2 separate regions of the Mus musculus genome follow, and region 1 is linked to region 2. The links are chromatin loops, found by intact Hi-C in ENCODE. Cell type or tissue: left cerebral cortex. All regions are shown on one strand. Links, peaks and the distances in the headings refer to the core of each region. The heading gives the core; the rest is flanking DNA.

Region 1 (2,928 bases), core at 127-2,626, 1.5 Mb before region 2:
AGCTGTGGCCTCAGGGAAACCAGCTGAAGGCTTAACACTACAAACCAGAGATTGGGTGTGTAGGTCAAGAGGTCAATTGTGTGACACATTAAGAAAAGGTTGAGTTCTGATGCATTTAACAGCATAGTCCACAGACTTTCCCATAGAATTATTGAGGAAGAAAGACTTCAAGGTTAATTTGAACAAAGGGGAGAGTAGAATTTGAACTCAAAGAAATTCTAAAAAAAAAAAAAACCTAAAAATCAACCTATAGAAGCAAAGCAATAACAAAGCTCAATGCAGTAGTACATATTTGTAATTCTAGTGGGTTGGAGACAAGTGGATGCTTAGGGCTTACTGGTCAACCTAGCCTACACCATGGTTCCAAGCCAGGGTGAGGCCCTGGCTCAAGAATGTGAATAGTTCCTGAGGAAAAATATTTGAAGTTGATTCATATATGCACAGGAACACATACATACACAAACACACAGGACAATGAGGGAAGGAAGAGAGAGAGAGAGAGAGAGAGAGAGAGAGACAGAGACAGAGACAGAGACAGAGACAGAGACAGAGACAGAGACAGAGAGACAGAGAAAGAGATCAAAGGGAATGGCAATTGAAAATATCAGTGAATGTATCTTACAAAAATTTTTTAAAAATGTATTCATAGCCTACAAAGTTATCAACACACACTGTTATTTACTACTTAAAGTGTAATTATTTATTTCTGAATATAGACCTTATAACAGCCATACTTTAGTAACAACAGAACCAAATCCTCAAATAGAGCTTGAAAATAAGATTGAAATGGGAAAGGCAAAAACTACAGTTGGTGACCAAAACAGAGTTGCTTCCTTCCTTCCAACAACAACAGAGGAGAGAGACTCCAAAGGAAGAAATCGATCTAGCCTATGGGTTTCCTGACAGGCATAACCACAAAAGACCCTTTCAGACTCACTAACTTACAGAGAGGCCTCCACAATGCTCTATGCCACAACTTTGCCCATAACTATCTGCTCAACCTCAGACTCTTTTCCAGTAAAGTCATGATGACCAGGATTATTGTTTCAAAACATTTGATGGAATTCTTATTTGTGCCAAAAAAAAAATCTCCCTCTTTGCTTCTTTGAGCGCAGCTATGGCTTACAACAACACGAATATTCTCATTGCAATGCTGTTCCTAAGTCAATCCCATCATTCGAGGAGTCACAACTTTCATTTAAGTTGTCATAAATTGAAGGAAAATAACCGCCTCGTGATCGCTAGAGGGCAGCACGGTCACAGAAACGGATCGTAAATCTAGCCCGCCTTCCCAATAAGACATTTTGTTTGGACACATTTATTTCTACCTCGCTGATGCTAGCAGTAGGAGCCTTCAGAAATGAAAGTAAACAAAGCATAACCTTTTCATCGAAGAGACTTTATAGGAAGAAAAACGATATTTCGTTTTCATAAGGATTTGGAGGAGCTATAATGTAGCTTGGGGGCGTCTATACTATTTGAAAATAAAAGCATAAAGAAGGATAGAGCAGGGAACACCCCAAGGCATATTTTCCTCTTGATGCCTGGGCTGAAATCACGCTAGCAGCAATGAATTGCGTGATGTTAGAGAAGAGAGCAGCCTAGGTCGCCTCCGTTCAAATTTGGTATTCCTCTCCAGGGCTAGGCTACAGCTTTGGTATATGTTCCTTTTCCAAAAGAAGATGACATGGTTGCCCTGTGGCCTTACTAAAACCGGCAAGTCATAAATGCTTGAGATGGGGTGAGAATCTCTTTCCATCAGGGAATAGAGGAGGATGCAGGAAACAAAATCAGAAAAGAAATTGGGTCAGGCAGAGAGAGAGAGAGAGAGAGAGAGAGAGAGAGAGAGAGAGAGAGAGAGAGAGAGAGAGAGAGAGAGAGAGGCAGAGTCAGAGTCCAGAACAGAAGCAGGGCTAATAAACGTATGGAAATGTCAAAGGAGGAGTACCTATATTTACAGCAAGAACAAAAAGGGCACAAGATTGTGCAAAACTGGGATTGTATTTTGTTATTTGAAAACATAAATAAAATATACGAGAGGTGACAACCCATTTTGGGCATGAAGGATGCTGTTCAGTGGAGATTTTGAGTTATTATATGATAAATCAATTAAGGAGTGTGTAAGGGTAAGAAAGAGGCACTGAGAGACCGTGTGCCATTTCAAGATCATCCTCTGTTCAACAGTTGACTATAAATACATTAATTCAAGAAATCCTTTTTGATGATGGTATTTACAAACATGATTCTCACAAAATGTCCTTGTTACATTAACAACATACCACACCATCAGGGGTATAGAGAAGGCTATAGATACACTTTTATTGCCTTTTAATTTGAGATTATAAGAAAATTATATCATTTGCTCCTCCCTTTTCTCCCTCCAAATTCTTTCCCAATAGTGCCTGGAATACCAGAGCACATGAGCTCATAATAAAATCTTAATTCTTCTTACTTTTTTCCTTTCTTTTATTCGTGTGAAACGTTATTAGGCTTCTATTACACAGCCAAATTCTGTGGACTAGAAATTGAATAGCTGGTCAAAACCAAATGGTCCCTGCTCTTTGGAAGTTTGGGAGGTATATGAAATTCACAAATTGTATAACATCACACTGTGATGACTTGTCAATCCTTGGCCCAGGGAGTGGCACTATTAGGAGATGTGGCCTTCTTGGAGTAGGTGTGTCACTGTGTGTGGTGGGGCGGGCTTTAATACCCTCATACTAGCTGCCTGGATGTGATGAGTATTCTGCTAGCAGCCTTCACATGAAGTAGAACTTTGTTATGGAAAGTGATTTGAATTTTGTGGACCTGGCATAAGAGGTTTCAGTAGAGAGTTTCAATATGTGTCTCTAGACAGTTTTTGAGGTATTTTGGTGAAGAATGTGGCTGCTTTTTGCTCTTGTCTGAAGAGTATGTCTGAGGCTAAGG
Region 2 (2,928 bases), core at 338-2,837:
CACAGAGTTGGTGTGGGTAAAGGGGTTGATATTGATGATATCATTGTTGCACTTATTATTAAAATAATGCTAAGACTGCTTGTGATAATTGGATTGTTCTCAACTCTTTAAACAATCTTCTGTTTTACAGGACTAGAATAGATAATAAGCATAAAGGTTACTATTTCTCAGTGTCTTTCATATAAAAACACCCATGAGTCTGAAATAAGATTTCAATATAAACACAGTGGATTTTTCCATGAATAGACCATTTCTTTTGTAGAATATACAGTAATTTCAATTAATTAATTCTCATTAAGTATAAATGTCGAATTTTTATGAGGCTGATATCACTGTACTTGGTCAAGACAGATAAAGAAAGCTATGATTTTTATCAATTTTGAATAGCGTGACACATATACAGAACACCAACTGAGATGGAAAATAAAACATAACATTGGTAAAAATTTCTACAAAAATATATGTGAAACAAAATACACTTAACAAAGGAGGAGGATATGAACACAGGAGACATGCTTGCTCCAAAACATGATAAGAACAAGTCTGTGTATCTATGAATTTTAGTTTTCATTATCAGCTAAGATACCCAAAATATACCTTAACATAGGGTAAGTGTGCTATCATCGTGTGTGTTATAACACAGTGTGCATTGAAATTGCATTGGAGCCTTGCCTTCAGATATGCGGATTTTCATACCTTTGCCACTCCTTTAAAGTTATTTCAATTTTTCCTAAAATAAAACTTACTGACAGGCAAACACAATAAGTATCTTCTTATTACCCATTATCTGACAAGAAATGTGATGTGCCCCAATAATTCCAAATGTTTCCAAAATATGTGCCTGCACCCAAAACAAAGATAACAATAATATACTCACACTCTAAACCAAGGAGATTTGGGGTAGATGTAAGAAAAATAGTGGCTGTGGAAATTATTAAGCATTATAAGGGAATTCAGGTGCTCTCAGTAAATACATGCTCCTATTGAAAATAAACCATATCTAGAACTTACTAGCTGGAAAATGTGGTTTTTATGTCTCTGTCTCCATGAGGTAAAACTGCTGCAGTCAGGGTTTCTTCATTTGTCTTAATACTAACTTTGCATTTTAAAGCAATTCCTTGTTTTGAAACAAAATTGAAGAAAAGCAATAACTTTTAAGGAGAGTGGATTCCAAAATTACTTATAATAAAAAATTGTAAATTAAATCAGATAGTTTTCGGTATTTCGAAATCGCATATTTTAAGGTGATATAAATAACTTGTTTTACTATTCTGAAGTTGAGAAATCTTAGGAACATTTATACCTATGCTATTCACATACTTTCTATTTTATTATTAACAAAAACAGGATCGCAATAAAGGCATTAGTGGCCAAATGACCAGAGCTGCCATCTTGTGGATAACTAGGTAATGGACCAGTCTTTTGCTTCAGCATGATGCAGAATGCTGCAATTTAATATTCTTCACTGTTCAACGTGAGACTGGTTAAAGTGATTTCAAGCTCCTTTGAATTCCTAAGTTCTGTCTGTAAATTATCACCTGAAGGATATGCTCATCTCTTGCAAAGTTAGTATTAACCCAAACCTTATTAATATGTAAGATGAGAAACAGTGTAGGATGGTTTCTCTAGTCTAATTAGCCTCTAGTGCTGATTTGTTTTGATAATATAAATAATTAGTTTAACCACAAAATTGATGTAACTGAAATAATTGTCAGGCAATTAAATACTGCAGTGATTTCAGCTCTTGGGAAATATATAGCAGGAAGGTATGGTAATAAAACTGAGGGAAATGTACTTGCTTGAAATACAAAATTATATCAGTTTTCTAAGAAATAATTTAGCCTCCGTATTCTTTATATTCCAACATATACACATATTACAGTTACTAAAAATTAAAAGCCATATTCTTATAGTGGTTTTGCTTCTTTACGTACTTTAAACTTAAAATATTTTTTGTTCGTTGGAACTCAACAATGCAAAATGACTGTCACAGCTGGAAGTCAAGAAGTATATTTTAAAGTGAAAAGTGTATTTTTTTTCTTGATGAAATATCAAATTATTGGAAGAACATGTTTTACTCTGGTATGTGTTAATGCTAAATTTAGTATTCAAGAAATGACATGCAGTTTGTATTTAATTTGCAAAGAACACACATATTACTCCAGATCATGTGATTGATTTTTCACATAGGATTAATTACATCCTGGATGTTCCTTAAATCCTCTCTAAGTATACATATGTGATTATTTAAACCTAAGGCATATTGTTTATGGGCTGGAATTATGACTTAGCAAATAAGCACTGGTCCTTGGAGAGGACCCAGTTTGGTCCTCATCACTCAAGTCAGCTTGTAAATGCCTATAATTTCAGCTGCCCTGATATCCATTACCACTGCCCTCTTCTGGCATCTGTGAGCACTACCTTAATATTCACTAACCCACACACACGTACACAGACATTCAAGCAAGCACACACATGGGCAAACATACATATGTACATAGATAGCATGTTACTCCCAATGTGTTAAAATGAAATTATGGTCCAAAGGTTCATTTATTATAGACTAACATTACAATTAAGTATTTCTCTTCTGCTTTTCTTCTCTCTTTTATTTCTCTTTCCAGTTAAAATATATTCTATTTTTACCAATTCATAGAAAAGTTTAAGATATAAAATTAATTTTCATGCAAATAAACTTTTTTGTAAATTTAACTTATTTGTTTAAAATATTAAACCTGTATGTGTGTGTGTGTGTGTGTGTGTGTATGCATTGAAATCTGATCTTAAAAGTTATAATTATACATTTTTGTGTCAGAAAACCTGTACACTGTACTTAGATAATCACCTATAGGTAAATAATATACAGAATTAAAGTAATTAATACAGAATGACAATGGCGCACACACAGTCTCTAGTCTTCACTTTGAT

The links. Hi-C counts contacts between places; a loop is a spot of excess contacts. Peaks named below come from ENCODE experiments on the same cell type or tissue, not always from the same donor. Only the 100,000 strongest peaks of a DNase experiment are listed, where the experiment ranks them.
Region 1: it touches region 2 in a loop (5-fold over the local background); 3 of 42 quality-filtered maps call a loop at or near these places.

Annotation. Positions count from the first base shown.
Region 1 is chr10:100,628,678-100,631,605 of GRCm38, forward strand. No RefSeq gene overlaps it. Among named protein-coding and RNA genes, the nearest start is that of 1700017N19Rik, 38 kb to the left of the region's middle. In left cerebral cortex, for the core only: a CTCF peak has its summit at 1,255 (motif pointing right); a DNase peak (open chromatin) is centred at 1,267; H3K4me3 peaks cover 460 bases; H3K27ac peaks cover 388 bases.
Region 2 is chr10:102,153,664-102,156,591 of GRCm38, forward strand. It overlaps a transcript of Mgat4c not described here. Among named protein-coding and RNA genes, the nearest start is that of Mgat4c, 220 kb to the right of the region's middle. In left cerebral cortex, for the core only: CTCF peaks have their summits at 1,406 (motif pointing left) and 2,401 (motif pointing left); DNase peaks (open chromatin) are centred at 1,430 and 2,406.